2 separate regions of the Homo sapiens genome follow, and region 2 is linked to region 1. The links are chromatin loops, found by intact Hi-C in ENCODE. Cell type or tissue: PC-3. All regions are shown on one strand.

Region 1 (8,000 bases):
ATTCCAGATCTATTTGCTGTTTTATAAACTCAGGACATTGGGGAGATAATGGAGTAAGGGTGCCTCACTGTGCTACCTCCAGCAGACGCACATCATGCCTGCCTGCCAAGCAGAGCTCTGCAGACCAACTGCAACCCAGCTTCTGCAAGGGACCACAGATGCTGGTTCTCATTGGCAGTGCAAGTCAAAGGAAGTATGATGGTACTCTCTGGGTATAAGCTGTGGCACTTCAGGATTTGTTGAAGGGCAGGAGCTGGCTCTGGGTGGCTGAGGCAGGCCTTTTGACCTGCTCTTCCCTCATCACTAGGACTGGAGCAGAAGAGAAGCATCCTTGAGTCTCAGCAGAGCTCGTGGGTAGTCAGTAGGGTGGCTGTGAATTTGTAGTGGGAGGCTGACCTGCAGAGATGGATATCAGCTCTCTGCTTTCTTTCAGCCAGGACCAGGCACCCCACTCTGCTCACTCCATATTTTTATGCCAAGAGGAGAGAGATTGAGATGGACTATGGTCAAGTGCCTTCAATGAGCCTAGCTTCATGACAATGGCACGTGAGTGTAACCAGAACCCAGAATATTCTCATAGAAAGTGGTGGTGGCCTGGCTGACATGGTGGTGCGTGGCTGTAATCCCAGCACTTTGAGGGGCTGAGGCAGGAGGATCCCTTGAGCTCAGAAGTTTGAGAGCAGCCTGGGCAACATAGCAAAACCCCATTTCTACAAAAATTAAAAAATAACTGAGAATGGTGGTGCATGGCTGCAGTCCTAGCTACTCAGGAGGCTGAGGTGGGAGGATTGCTTGGGCCCAGGAGGTTGAGGCTATAGTGATCTGAGATCATGCCACTGTACTCCAGCCTGGGCAACAGAGCAAGACTCTGCCAAAAAAAAAAAAAAAAGAAAAGAAAAGAAAAGAAAGAAAAGGAAGAAAGGAAGGAAGGAAGGAAAAGAGAGAAGAATGTGGTGGCCCATGTCACCTGCTTCAGAATGTAGAACAAAATAGGATCAGAGTTTCTGACTGCTGCAAAGCTCCTCTGCAATTTGTTCTAGCAGATGCGCCCAGGACAGTCATACATGTTAGTGGACCAGGGAAAACCAAGCTGGGTGGACAGGAAAGCCCTGGAGCGAAAAAACCTGAATGTCTTTTTCTGTCTCCAGTGGCGGTTGGCTTGCTCTGGTCGCCCACTCAGCTTTTCCCCTGGACTCCAGAGGCCTGGTACATGCATATCTCCAAGAGAGTATAAACCAAGTAAAACTGATGTCTGTGTAAACTACTGAGGAATCATGGAGAGGGAGAGATGAATTCTACCCGGGGTGGGGCAAGGATTGGCAAAGAAAGGGACATTTATATTGGGTTACGGAAGAGGAATAGGAGTTTTATGGGCAGAAAATAGGGAAAAGCATTCACTGCAAAGACAAAAACCTGTGAAAAATCGTATTTAAAAGCTAGTAAAGGGGCTCACCCTAAGGGAAGAGTGGGGAAGATGAAGCTAGAAGGAGCCCCGCAGGGTGAAGGGCCAGAAGTTATGGGGGCTGAGAAGACTGGGCACTCTCCTTATCATGCCAAGAGGTGCTAGACTAGTGGGGTAAATTTTCCTGCAGCAGTTTCAAGTTGACTCGAACCCTGGCCTTTTCACCCTGGGCCCTATGCCCTTTTATTTTCTGTCTTCCTCCCGCCCTCAGAGTAATTTCAAATAGGTCTCATTTAAGTGAGTAAACATCTCCAATTCAGGCACCCTTCCAAGAAAACGAAAAACACAAAACAAAACAGAAACCTGGGGATTTTACTACTTGGAGCGTGGAGGGAAGAGGCATGCCCAGGCAGGAACCTAGCTCCAGACAGCTTGGGTGGGACAAGAGGGCTGATCAGAGATGCTGGGATTCCCACTTGGGAGACCAGCCCCAGGGATCTCCTTGCATTGCTTCTCTTTTTCAGGGGAAAAGAAATCTCAGAGCAAATATTTGTCATGAAAAGGAAATTTTGGCCGGCCTCAGAAATCACAGATAATTAAGAGATATGATTTATCATTCGTGATGTTTCCCCGTCATGGCCAGGGTATGAGTAAGTGTTTTTCAAGCTGCTTGGCCTTAAACTCAGCGGCGGCTGCTGGGGAAGGCTCTTCTCGCACGTCAGGGGCCTTGCTCTGTCGTCGTTGGGACACAGGCAGGGGCTGGGCAGAGGCTGGGCAGAGGCCTCTCAGTAACAGTTCCCTGGACCGTGAGCCCTGCCTGCCGAGGGAGGATGGCCTGGCAGAACGGAGGGAACGCTGGCTTTGAAGCAAGGCAGACCTAGGTGGGATTCCTTCCTCTGTCATGGCCTCCAGCAACTTCCTTAGCTTCTCTGAGCCTGTTTCCCCCTTTGTGGAGTTAACACAGAGGTTCTCAAATGAAGCAATTTTGCCTGCCACCCCAAGGGACACTTAGCAATGTCTGGAGACATTTTTGGTTGTCACACTAGGAGTAAGGGTACTGGTGGTATCTGGTGGGTTGGGGCCAGGGATGCTGCCACATGTCCTGCAATGCACAGCACAGCCCTCCACAATAGGGACCTGTCGGCTTCGATTGTCACTAGGGCTGAGGTTGAGAAAGCCTGAGTCAAAGCAATGACACAGACCTCAGAGTTGTTGAGAAGATCAAGTGAGATCATCTATCTGTACTGCCTGACACAGAGTGAGCCCCAGATAAATGGGATAAATGGAAGTTTAAAAAGTGGCTGCTAAAGTCATTTCTCCAAAAGGTTATAAGGCCACCAGTCTGGGGTAGTTCTGAAGGAGAGATGCCAGCCGGGAAGAGAAGAAGGCTAACCAGACCTACCCTCTCTAAAGATTCTCCCTCCCACCCTCCCTTTCTTCCTTCTTTTCCTTCCTCCTCCTTCAAATGTTTACTGAGCACCTATTAGCAGCTAGAAATGGGATATAGTAGGGAATAGAACAAAAAGATTGCTGTCCTCATAGAACTTTCATCCTAGTGAATTTCCCACAAATGAATAATATACATTATGATATGCCAAATGGCAAAACAAAATTTTTTTTAATCCTATAAAAAAATAAAGCATGATAAGGGGCATAAACAGGAGTGCTGGGGTGTATGTGTGTAATCGCAGTAGGTGGGAGCAGGCCTTTGAGCAGAGGACTGGAGGACATGCAGGCGGGAGTCCACCAGAGTCAGCGTCCTATTCAGATCCCGGAGCTCCGCTCCTTGTCCAGAGGGCAGCTCCCAGCCCTTCTCAGATGGCCGGGCTGCTCTTGGCCGGGGTTGAGCGGTCCTGCGCCAGCTCCTTCAGTGTGGAGGCTTTCAGGGAGCACGGGGGAGATCAGCTCTGCCTGTCGGCCCGCCCTGAGCTGACCACAAGGGTGTTTGCAAAGGAAGGGTGGGGGGTTTCGCCGATTAGGGTCCATGTGCTCAGGCCCTGGCTTGAAGGAAGCCTGGCTGGGTGCCCAGGGGGTGAGTTGCTGGCTCTTGGTCTGCCTGAAGGGGCCTGGGGCTATTTGTACTCCACCCCAGGTCCTGGCAGCTGACTCAGGGCTGCCTGCCATGGCAGAGGCAAGGCCAGCTTCCAACTTCAGGAGGAGTGTGTCTGCAAGTGGGACCTTTGCCATGGTGGGTGGGGGAGTGAGAACATTAAAAAAAAAAAAGAAAAGATGCCACCTGTAACTACCTTCTTCTCGGGTCCTCAGGGCTTTTCCCCACTGTGCCTCCTTGAATGCCTGGGAGAGATAGTAAGGAAGTAGGATCGACAGGACTGGGTGTCTGTAGGGTGAAGAGATGCAGGGTCTTGAAGCCAGAGAGATGGGGGAGGTCAAAAGTCTTTCCACTTTATCATCACTTGTTTCCATTTAGCAAAAGTCTTTGCTGAGCAGTCCCCGCATGGCCAGCACTGGACTAGACAATGGCATCTGTCTTGTTCCCAGCGGCACCCTACATGCCTAGCACAGAGCTCTACGGATAGTGGGGGTGCAATGAGTACTTGGGGAATAAATATTTGGGGCATGTGGATTATCTGGAAGAGAAAAGACAAATGGCAGGCCACCATCGTCTGGGTCACCTGGGTTGGGTAGCTAAAATTACACATAAGATGAGAGTTTGGAGAGGTGGCTCAGAGAGGAGAGGCAGGGCTGAGGCAGGTGGAGAGAGATCTGGAGGCAGGTCTAGGAAGCGGTGAGGGTGCCTTTCCCTGGAGCCATTGCAACTGATGGTTAGGCCAGGGATTTAGGGCAGAGCCATCACCAAAATGAGGAGACAGGGGGAAGACATGAAGGCTTTCAGAATAGGGAGTGAATGAAGACAAAAGGACTGTTCCTGGCTCCACGCCTCTGCTCATAGTGTTTGCCTTGCTTAGGGATCCCGCCCATCTCCACTCTGCCAATTCCTGGATTCATGCAGTCTCAAGCTTTGGAGGAATCTTTTTTTTTTTTTTTTTTTTTTTAAGACAGAGTCTCACTTTGTAGCCCCATGCTGGAGTGCAGTGGGGTGATCTTGGCTCACTGCAACCTCCGCCTCCCAGGTTCAAGTGAGTCTCAAGTCTCAGCCTCCCAAGAAGCTGGGATTACAGGTGCCCGCCACCATATCTGGCTAATTTTTTAATTTTTTTAGTACAGACAGGGTTTCACCATGTTGGCCAGGCTGGTCTCAAACCTTTGAAGGAATCTTAAAGGTTACCAGGTCCGTCCTCAGCAGCATCCCCTCCAGTTGCTTCTCCACCATCCCCTGGGGTCTGTTGTTCAGAATATGCTTGACATCTCTAGGGATGGGGTGCCCTCTGCCACCCCACATTGCGGAACAGAGATTGCAAAATGTTGACCTGAGGCCATATCTGTCTTTCAGACAGGACTTGTTTAGTTTTCTATGTGTTTAAACAATTTAAACATTATTCTCCAGTATTTAAAAATCAGATTTTACACCCAGAAATATAAATGATTTCTGGCTTATCTTGACATGGAAAGATCTGGCCACACTGGATCCACATTCTCAAATGGCAAGAATTGGCTGAAGCTGAGGAGCAGCTGCCCCTTTAGATGAAGCACATGCTCTGGGGTTTTCTGCTCTCTCCACCTCTTCCTATTAAGCCCACCCTGCTTTCCTCATGTGCATAATCTGCCGGTATCTGTAGCCTTTGGGGCTTATGAATAGGGCAGTCACTGGAATCAGTCAAATGTGAGTGCAAATTCTGACTCTGCCACTTGCCAGCTATGGGTCAGTGACCTGACCTGAGCCCCAATTTTCTCAAGTGTAAAATGGGAATCATAACTCTCACCTCTTGGAGTTGTGAGAATTAAATGCAATGATGTATTTACAGTACCTAGTGGAATATCTGGACGGCATAGGTAATTTATCAATGGCAGCTCTGATTTTTGTTATTATTCCTTTACTCCCTCAATTTATCTGGATTTCAGAGGTCCCTCCTGTGTAGAGTCTTCCTGACTTCCAAAGAGGTGAGGGGAGTTAGTGCCTGGCATTTGTGTGGCCTGGATGTCCAAAGCCCTTTTGCACAGATTCACAGATCACATTTGTGCCGTGCCCTCTGCGCCTCCCTGCTCCCAGCTCCTCGATGCCACTTGCTGTTGTCCTCATTCTGCATTTTCTCCCTGCGTTGCCTTCCTGGTCAGAACTCAGTCCCCCTCCCCATGCCTGGCATAGTGCTGTGGGCAAGGTCTGCAGGCCGCAGGCTTGTCAACACGGAGACCCAGATCTCCCTTTCCAGAGAGGCAGGGGCTGTCATGGGAAAGAGGCTTGGGGTCAGAAAAACCTGGTTTCATTCCAGCGCTGCCACTTTCTACTCCTGCAACTTGGATCAAGTTATTTCTAAGCCTCAATTTACTTGTCTACGAAGTGGAGCTATGAAGACATAGCTCCAGGGTTAGCATGAGAATTAAATGAGAAAATACAGTGCCTGGTGCCAGTTGCTACTTACTGAGGGCCAATCTCTTCTGCTTCCATCTAACTGCTCCAGAACTTGATAAGCTGCTCAAGCAGCTACCATTTTCAAAGCACCTCATTTGTGCTAGGAGGGTTGCTGTCAGCTCCCATCATGCAGTGATGAGTCTGAGCAGCCCCTGCCCTTAGGGAGCTCCAGCAGTGGGTCCAGCACCCTCTTCCTGCTGCACTGTGAGGATTAAGTGCCCCTCCCCAGGGCACAAAGAGGGTTTTGCACAAAGCCTTGGCTTTTCCCAGATGAGAAAGCAGAACAAGGCCAGGAGGCATGGGAAGCGATGGGTGCTCTGGTTGATCATAGGAGCTTCTCTCTCCAGAGGAGCAGGGTGGCAGGATGCCCAGGGTGGTGGGAAAGCCTTACGTCTCCTGTTCTGGAGATGAACAGGGCTTCTTCCTGAGAACTCTGGATGCAGCCCAAAGCCTGCTCTGCCTTCCCTGCAGGCCAATGAGGCCCAGAAGATGAGCGCAGCTCTGCCTTGGGCACGTCTGTACCTGGCAGGACCTTCCTTTCCTTCTCCTTGGAGCCTGGTTGGGGGCACCAGCGATATCTGCCGGGAAATATCCTGGTGGCAGGCATAGGCCAGGAATATGACGGAAAGGCCCATAGAATTTTAAGAAGTTCTGGGAAGAAAACTGGTGTGTTCCGGCAAGTGTTTTGCATTTTTTTGTTTTTCTCTTTGATAGGAAAAGCATGCAGTTGGATTTTTCTTTGGCAGTTCTTTCCTTCTCAAAATATGGAGCTCTGGGAGGGGGCACTACATGGGCCTGGAATCTGTGTGGTCCCTGAGACCTTTGGGAGTGTGTGAGGCAAGAACATGGAATGAGCTTGCAGTTCTGATAGAGTCGCATGTGTCAGGGAGTTATCCTATCAATTAATACAGATAATAATATCATGTATTGTGTGCTTACTACGTGCTGGCACTGTGCTAACCATTATTTTTTAGTATTTACTTATTTGTTTATCTATTTGGGACCAGGCTGGGGTGCAGTGGCCCAATCTCAGCTCACTGCTACCTCCACCTCCCGGGTTCAAGGGATTCTCATGCCTCAGCCTCCCGTGTAGCTGGGATTACAGGCATGAGACATAGCACCTGGCTAATTTTTTATATTTTTTAGTAGAGACGGGGTTTCACCATGTTAGCCAGGCTGGTCTCGAACTCTTGACCTCAAGTGATCCGCCCGGCTTGGCTTCCCAAAATGCTGGGATGTCAGGCATGAGCCACCAAGCCCAGCCTATTTATTATTATTTGTTCCAATTTATTTTTATGGCCGGGCACGGTGGCCTCACGCCTGTAATCCCAGCACTTTGGGAGGCCAAGGCGGGTGGATCATGAGGTCAGGAGATCGAGACCATCAAGGCTAACACAGTGAAACCCCGTCTCTACTAAAAATACAAAAAATTAGCTGGGCGTAGTGGCGGGCGCCTGTGGTCCCAGCTACTCGGGAGGCTGAGGCAGGAGAATGGCGTGAACCCGGAAGGCGGAGCTTGCAGTGAGCTGAGATCGCGCCACTGCACTCCAGCCTGGGCGGCAGAGCGAGACTCTGTCTCAAAAACAAAAACAAAAACAAAACAAAAAATAAAACATTATTTTTATTTATGTATTTATTCAAAAATTTTTTTAGAGTCGAGGTCTTGTTCTGTTACCCAGGCTAGAGTGCAGTGACATGATCATAGCTCACTGCAGATTTAAATTCCTGGGCTCAAGTGATCCTCCTCCCTCAGCCTCCCAAGTAGCTTGAACTACAGGCACATGCCACCATGCCCTGCTCTGTGCTAATCTTTTTACATGCATTATCCCTTTTCATTCACACAACAACAAAGGAAATGTGATCATGCTCATTTTACAGGTGGGAGAACTGGGGATTTCAACAGTTGCGTGGTCCCAGAATGACAGAGTTGGCAAACCAGGTTTGACCCCTGAGACTACACACCTAACGGCTTGGCTAGAACCGTTTTAAAGGCTCAACCACTCAGTGAGGAAACTCAATAATTCTGGTATTTCCTATTTTGAGATTCAAAATGATAAAGTAATTTGCTAAAGCCATACAAAGGAATGCTTTGTAGGATTGCTCTGATTC
Region 2 (8,000 bases), 230 kb before region 1:
TGGCCTCCCAAAGTGCTGGGATTACAGGCGTGAGCCACTGCACCTGGCGCGCCCAACTAATTTTTGCATTTTTTAGCAGAGACGGGGTTTCACTATATGTTGGCCAGGCTGGTCTCGAACTCCTGAGCTCATACAATCCGCCCGCCTTGGCCTCCCAAAGTGCTAGGATTACGGGCATGAGCCACCGCACCCGGTCTGTTATTTCATTTTTTAAATGTACATTTTTTTTTCTGGTTTCAAAATGCGTGCTTATTTTAAAAAAAATAAATCAATACGGCTGGGCATGGTCGCTCACGCCTGTAATCCCAGCACTTTAGGAGGCCAAGACAGGTGGATCATGAGGTCAGGAGTTCGAGACCAACCTGGCCAACATGGTGAAACTCCGTCTCTACTAAAAATACAAAAATTAAGCCGGGCATGGTGGTGGGCACCTGTAATCCCAACTACTTGGGAGCCTGAGGCAGAAGAATCGTTAGAACCCGGTGAGCCAAGATCATGCCATTGCACCCCAGTCTGGGCGACAAGAGCGAAACTGTCTCAAAAAAAAAAAAAAAGAAGTGATGTGTCAGGGTTTCCTGTGTCATTGCTGTCTGATGCAGGGAAGGAGGCTTGGACTTGACTAGGAGTTAGGACTTGTGTTTTCTTGTCCCAGCTCTGCCAATGTGTGGCATGGGTAAGTTACCTCTGTTCCCTAGGCCCCTTTCATCTGTGCAAAGTGGAGGCTTCCAATTATATTCTAATAATGTACAATTTCCATATCTTCAGAGTTTCAAGGAAGTGCAAACTAACTGCCATGAAAGTTTCACCAGCCAAAAGCTGATTATGTAGATGTTAACATTTGAAAGATTAAGATCATAATATTCGGTACTGGTTAGTACGTAAGGAAACCAACATGTTGATATCTTGCTGATGAGAATGTAAACTGATGTAAATTTTTTGAGGAACAATTTGAAATGGTTGAAATGTAAATCAATTTCTATGAATTGAGCCTAAGGAAATAAGTGAATAAGAGTACACATGGAAATTCTGTAGTAATGAAAAGTTGGAAACAATCTAAATGTCCATCGAAAGGAGATTGGGCTGGACATGGTGGCACATAACTGTAATCCCAGCACTTTGAGAGGCCAAGGTGGGAGGATCCCTTGAGTTCAGGAGTTCCAGACCAGTGTGGGTAACATAGTGAGAACTCATCTCTACAAAAAGTAATGAACCAGATGTGATGGCAAGAACCTGTGGTCCCAGCTACTCAGGAGATTGAGGTGGGAGGACCACTTGAACCCAGGAGGTCGAGGCTGCAGTGAGCCATGAGCATGCCACTACAGTCCAACCCAGGCAACAAAGCAAGGCCCTATGTAAATAAATAAATAAATAAATTTTATTATTTTCACATATGTATAAAAAATGTGAAGACTTATACTTCAAACTGAATTGTGGTCATATCTGGAGAGGCAGGCTGCGGATTTTATTTAAAATACACATGTATTGATTTATTGATTTTTTTTTTTGAGACAGAGTCTCTATCGCCAAGGCTGGAGTGTGGTGGCTTTGTCTCGGCTCACTGCAACCTCTATTGCCCGAGTTCAAGCAATTCTCCTGCCTCAGCCTCCCTAATAGCTGAGATTACAGGCACCCTGTAGTCTGGAACTCCTGACCTCAGGTGATCCACCTGCCTCAGCTTCCGCAAACTGTTGGGATTACCGGCGTGAGCCACCGCACCTGGCCCTGACACTTTACTTTTATGAGCCCATCTACCTTTTGAAACCAGAAGCATGGACCTCAGAAGAGGGTGAAAACCAACTTTTTTTTTTTTTGAAACGGAGTCTCTCTCTGTCACCCAGTCTGGAGTACAATGGCACAATGTCGTCTCACTGCAACCTCCGCCTCCTGGGTTCAAGCCATTCTCTTGCCTCAGCCTCCTGAGCAGCTGGGATTACAGGCGCCCGCCACCATGCCCGGCTAATTTTTTGTATTTTTAGTAGAGACAGGGTTTCACTGTGTTGGCCAGGCTGGTCTCAAACTCCTGACCTCGTGATCCACCCGCCTTGGCCTCCCAAAGTGCTGGGATTACAGGCGTGAGCCACCGCGCCCAGCCGAGAACCAACACTTTTAGAGAACCTTTAAAAAGCCTGAAACTTCCCCATATACTTTGCATATGTTATACCCAAAATAATCCTGCAAAGTAGGTATTATTATTATTATTTTATTAATTTTTAGAGTCAAGGTCTCACTCCATTGCCTAGGCTGGAGTGCAGTGGCATGATCATAGCTCACTGCAACCTCAAATACCTAGGCTCAAGTGATCCTCCCCTTTCAGCTTCCTGAGCAACTAGGACTTCAGGAAGCCACCATTAAGCCTGGCTACTTTCAAAAAGTTTTTTGTAGAGATGGGGTCTCGCAGTGTTGCTCAGGCTGGTCTCAAACTCCTGGCCTCAAGCAATCCTTCTACCTCAGCCTCCCAAAGTGCTGAGATCACAGGCGTGATTCACTGTGCCTGGCCTAAAGTTTATTAATTCTATCACACAGAGGAGGAAATGAAAGAACTGGAGATGAAATTGATCAAATTAGTAATCTCCAGCCAGTCCTGAGGAGATTTAGCACTGGGCAGTGTTCGAGTTGGATTTAAGAAGAGGCAGAGTGGTACCACCAGTTTGCCCCACGTGGGTAAGGGAGAGATTTTCTGGCAAGACTGAAGACATTCTGATACCCTCCTCTCCCCTAACATACACTTACTCAGGTGTAAGAGTAATTCAGGCATAAGAGTCAGCAAAAACACTTTCTCAAGACGCTGTCTAGCTGTCTCAGGATCTTGTCCTGCTCAGGGTTGAGCACAAGGAGAACACAATCCTTGCTGGCCGGGCCCTGTTCTGGAATGACTGAGCTGTCCAGCATGGCCAGTGTGTAAATGTCAAGTAAACACCAAATTCAAGTGCAATCTAACTATTGTGCTGGGACTGTTTGTTTTAGATATAATAGTCAGCAGGAAGGGAGAAGGGGAGGGAGGGGGAAAGTATATATCACTTCACAAGGCAAAATTATGACTATCGTGAGCCCTCCCTTGGTCAACTTGAATGTCAAGAAACCAATATCAAATAAATAAAGAGCCTGCACTCCATGCTGCAAAAATAAGCATGTCCATTTGCTTGAAAAAAAGATTTTTTCAGATGAGGGAACATTTTCCAGTCAATCACCCTGCAGCAAAGTCATCCTGTTGAATTTGTGACTCACAGCCTCTCTGTGTCAATAGACAGAGTCAGCCCAGAGTTATGACTTCACAGAAAGATGAAGCAAAAGCTGGGAGACGAGGCAGGACCAGCTTTAAAAGAAGGCTGTAAGCTCAGACAACAAGTAGCAAAAGAAACACTGACCACTCACAGGCTGGGTAATTGCATTCGTTGCTTCTTTTTATTTCTTGCTCGTCTCCTAGAAAAGAACAACTCTGACTTTGACTTCATCCTTTCATTGCATTAACATTGACGGGGGACATGGTCATTGTCAGGGCTATGACTTTGCCTGGTGCTCCATATACATTGTTATCTCATTCTGTTCTCATAGCAATTCTATAAGGTAGGTGGTATTTGTATTATTTTATTTTATTTCCTTTTTTTTGGAGATGGAGTCTTGCTCTGTTGCCCAGGCTGGAGTGCAATGGCGCAATCTCAGCTCACTGTGCGAACTCTACATCCTGGGTTCAAGCGATTCTCCTGCCTCAGCCTCCCGAGTAGCTGGGACTACAGGTGCATGCTGCCACACCTGGCTAAGTTTTTGTGTTTTAGTAGAGACGGACGGGGTTTCACCGTGTTGCTCAGGCTGGTCTCAAACTCCTGAGCTCAGACAATCCGCCCACCTCGGCCTCCCAAAGTGCTGGGATGACAGGCAGGAGCCGTTGCGCCTGGACTTTATTTACTTTTATTTATTATTTATTTTATTTTTATTTTTATTTATTTATTTTTGAGACGGAGTCTCACTCTGTTGCCCAGGCTGGAGTGCAGTGGCACAATCTCGGCTCACTGCAACCTCCGTCTCCCGGGTTCAAGCAATTCTCCCTGCCTCAGCCTCCTGAGTAGCTGGGACTACAGGTGCCCACCACCACACCCAGCTAATTTTCGTATTTTTTAGTAGAGACAGGGTTTCGCCACGTTGGCCATGCTGGTCTTGAACTCCTGACCTCAGGTGATCTGCCTCCCAAAGTGCTGGGATTACAGGCATGAGCCACCGCACCTGGCCTGTTTATTTTATTTTATTATTATTATTTTTTGAGACAGAATCTTGCTCTGTTGCCCAGGCTGGGTGCAGTGGTGTGATCTTAGCTCACTGCAACCCCCTCCTCCTGGGTTCAAGCGATTCTCCTGCCTCAGCCTCCTGAGTAGCTGGGATTACAGGCACACGCCACCATGCCCAGCTAATTTTGTATTTAGTAGCGACGGGGTTTCACCGTGTTGGTCAGGCTGGTCTCAGACGCCTCAGCCTCCTGAAGTGCTGGGATTACAGGTGTGAGCCACCGTGCCCAGCCTATTTATTTTATTTTTAAGAGGCAGGGTCTTGCTCTGTTGCCCAGGCTGGAGCACAGTGGGCACAATCATAGCTCATTGTAACCTCAAATTCTTGGACTCAAGGGATCCCCCCACCTCAGCCTCCCAAGTAGCTGGGACTACAGGTGCGTGCCACCATGCCTGGCTAATTTTTCAATTTTTTGTAGAGGCAGAGTCTTGCTTTGTTTCCCAGGCTAGTCTCAAACTCCTAGCTTCAAGCAGTCCTCCTGCCTAGGCCTCCTAAAGTGCTATTACAGGTGTGAGCCACTGCACCTGGCCTGTATTATTTTATTTTATTTTATTTATTTTTCTGAGATGGAGTCTCGCTCTGTCGCTCAGGCTAGAGTGCAGTGGCACGATCTCGGCTCACTGCAACCTCCGCCTCTCAGGTTCAAGCAATTCTCCTGCCTCAGCCTTCTGAGTAGCTGGGATTACAGGCATGTGCCACCACACCCGGCTAATTTTTGTATTTTTAGTAGAGATGGGGGTTTCACCATGTTGGTCAGGCTGGTCTCAAATGCTTCACCTCATGATCCGCCCGCCTCGCCCTCCCAAAGTGCTGGGATTACAGGCATGAGCCACCGCGCCTGAATGCCTGTTTTATTTTATATGAGAATAATTATGAGAATAATTGAGGCCCACAGAGATTAGGTAACTTTGTAACCTTCTGCTTAAGGATTCTCACCCAGTTCTCCCTGGCTTCAATTTCAAATTTTGTGTGAGTTTCGGACAGCCTCTTATTTTGTTATCCTACTATAAGCCAGACAGGTACCTTGGCACCAGGGTCTCACCAATAAATCAGACATAGTTCTTGCCCTCAAAGAGCTTGGGGCCAGCCAAAATACTGTTGTCTTGGTGTTCAAGACCAATGCAGCACAATCCGTTTAGGCTGCCTGTAAACAAGTTAATATTGAAGAAAAGATAGTACCAACAGACTCACTACTTGTTTTCCAAGTTGCTACTATTTGCAGATTTCTCAGGAATGCCTGTGGGGATGAAAAGCCACTAAGAGATAATAAACCATAGAAGAGCGTATGTGGAGTGAAAACGGTTGATCTGAAGGCGAAGCTTGCAGCCAGTCAGCTTTGCCTGGCATGCTGGTTGTGGGGAGGTAGAGGCTTAACGTTTGGTCTTGTCTAGCCACAGAGCAGGCTAGGCAGGGACAGGGCCTGGCTGCGGAGGTGGAAGGCCTGGGCTCTAGTCTGAGCTTGGCTACCACACACTTGGAGGCTTAGGTCTGCTGTTTGCTCTGTTCAGAACCTGTTGAGGTTCTGAATCTTCTACACGAAGGCAGATGAAAGCTGAAAATTGACTTTGATATGTGATTAAAGTCCATAGGTGGTTTGGTGACTCTCAGACAAAGATTAAGTAGACTTTTGAGGCTGTGACTTCACTATAGAGACACAGTGTGCAGAATGGATTGAGGCTCTCATACGCAAATCCAATCCACCGTTAAGATTGTCACTCGTGGCCAGGCATGGTGGCTCACGCCTGTAATCCTGGCACTTTGGGAGGCCAAGGTGGGCGGATCATGAGGTCAGGAGTTCCAGACCAGCCTGACCGACATGGTGAAACCCTGTCTCTACTAAAAATACAAGAAAAAACAAAATTAGCCGGTGTGGTGGCACATGGTTGTAATCCCAGCTACTCAGGAGGCTGAGGCAGGAGAATCACTTGAACTTGGGAGGCAGAGGTTGCAGTGAGCTGAGATGGCGCCACTGCACTCTAGCCTGGGTGACAGAGCAAGACTCTATCTCAAAAAAAAAAAAAAAAGAAAGTTCAAAAATTGACTTTGATATGTGATTAAAGTCCACAGGTGGGTTGGTGACTCTCAGACAAAGATTAAGTACACCTTTGAGGCTGTGACTTCACTGTAGAGACACAGTATGCAGAATGGATTGAGGCTCTCATACACAAATCCAATACAACGTTAAAATTGTCACTCTTGGCAGGGTGCAGTGGCTGACGTCTGTAATCCCAGCACTTTGGGAGGCCCAGGCGGGTGGATCACCTGAGGTGAGGAGTTTCGAGACCAGCCTGGCCAACATGGTGAAACCCTGTCTCTACTAAAAATACAAAAATTAGCTGGGCGTGGTGGCGGGTGCATGTAATCCCAGCTACTTGGGAGGCTGTGGCAGGAGAATCTCTTCAACTCAGGAGGCCTCCAAGGTTGCAGCGAGCCAAGACCGCGCCACTGCACTCCAGCCTGGGTGACAGAGCGAGACTGTCTCAAAAAAGAAAGATAGTCATTTGTGCACTTGGACCCAACATATAAAAGGTGCTGACTCTCATACCTAGACACAGGACAGGTGGGGGATACTTAATCTCAGCTCTGGACCTTCCTGAAAGTGTGGTTGTGACATAGCCCATCATGGCTAAGCTCTTTATTTGTAGCAAGAGGAGGGAGAGAAGGCAGTCTTTGTGGCTCCAGAGTGTCAGGATTCATGAGGATGGCTAGGTCAGTTCTTGATTTGGGGTGGAAGGCTTTCGCCTAGATATTCTATTAAAATGTTTTCTTCCTGGACTTAAATGATCCTTCCATCTCGGCCTCCCAAAGTGCTGGGATTATAGGCATGAGCAGTGGCCCGGTCTAGATATTCTCACATTAGAAAGGTAAAGAGCAGTGGACGAGCTGGCTCTCAAGGCTGAGACATTCTATCTCCTTAGCTCTTCTTGCAACTCTTCTGAAAATTGAGCTTGTAAAGTAGCTTTGATCCTTAAAAAAAAAAAAAAAATCTGTTGTCTGCTTAAACAAAAGCAGTTCTTAGAGTGGCTTTGCCTTTATTTTAGTATAACACAGATTGCTTCTCCTTTGTTTCCGTTGTCTCAGTGTTCTCCCAGTTCTAAGAAGCTGTCAGCGTATATAATATATTACCTGGTTGCCTCAGTCCCCTTCAAATTTCCATCCTTAAGGGTTTTCTTCCTAATGGTTGGGGAAATTCTTGAAAGGACAAGGTCAATATGCCTTTGCTGGGATATACTTTTAAAAAATTTATTTTGGCTCTGTGTTGTTTGTCAAGGCTTCAGAGAGCCCTGCAAGTGAGAGTGCTCCGTTTACCATTTTGAATTTCTCCCTTTCTGGTTGGCCAACATCGTGTTTCCACTGTAATCCACCTGAAAAACAAACAGGAAAGTTTACACAGGTCTCTGTGTTCAACCATCTGCCTCCGCAATGATCTCTACAACAATGTAAGAGCTAGAAGACCAACTCTGGGTGTGTGTGTGTGTGTGTGTGTGTGCGTGCGCACGTGTGTGATATTTGGGGAGCACGAGCTATGTGTCTGGCTCAGGGTTGGGCATTCGGAACATCAATGGCGAACAAAGATAGATGTGATCCCTACTCACAAGGAGCTTATAGTCTACTGTCAGAAGAAAGACATTAATCAAATAATCACAAAAGCAAAACCAGACTGCAATCACTGCTTTGAGGGAGGATGCACAGTGTAGCAAAGCTTATCATAGGGAAAACTA

Evidence for each region. Peaks named below come from ENCODE experiments on the same cell type or tissue, not always from the same donor. Only the 100,000 strongest peaks of a DNase experiment are listed, where the experiment ranks them.
Region 2: a loop joins it to region 1, with 4 times the contacts of the local background. A loop is called at or near these places in 6 of 110 quality-filtered maps.

The regions. Positions count from the first base shown.
Region 1 is chr9:107,736,447-107,744,446 of GRCh38, forward strand. All of the region lies in intron 1 of LOC105376208 (a long non-coding RNA gene), which reads left to right. Among named protein-coding and RNA genes, the nearest start is that of KLF4, 250 kb to the left of the region's middle. RefSeq lists enhancers at 1,748-2,249, 2,250-2,749, 2,879-3,379. In PC-3, no CTCF peak of the experiment used is centred here; DNase peaks (open chromatin) are centred at 2,065, 2,595 and 3,465; H3K27ac peaks cover 2,909 bases.
Region 2 is chr9:107,501,791-107,509,790 of GRCh38, forward strand. LOC105376206 (a long non-coding RNA gene) reads left to right here and starts at 3,344. Exons shown (of 2, transcript XR_930224.3): 1 at 3,344-3,379. In PC-3, no CTCF peak of the experiment used is centred here; a DNase peak (open chromatin) is centred at 3,081; H3K4me3 peaks cover 1,080 bases; H3K27ac peaks cover 2,270 bases.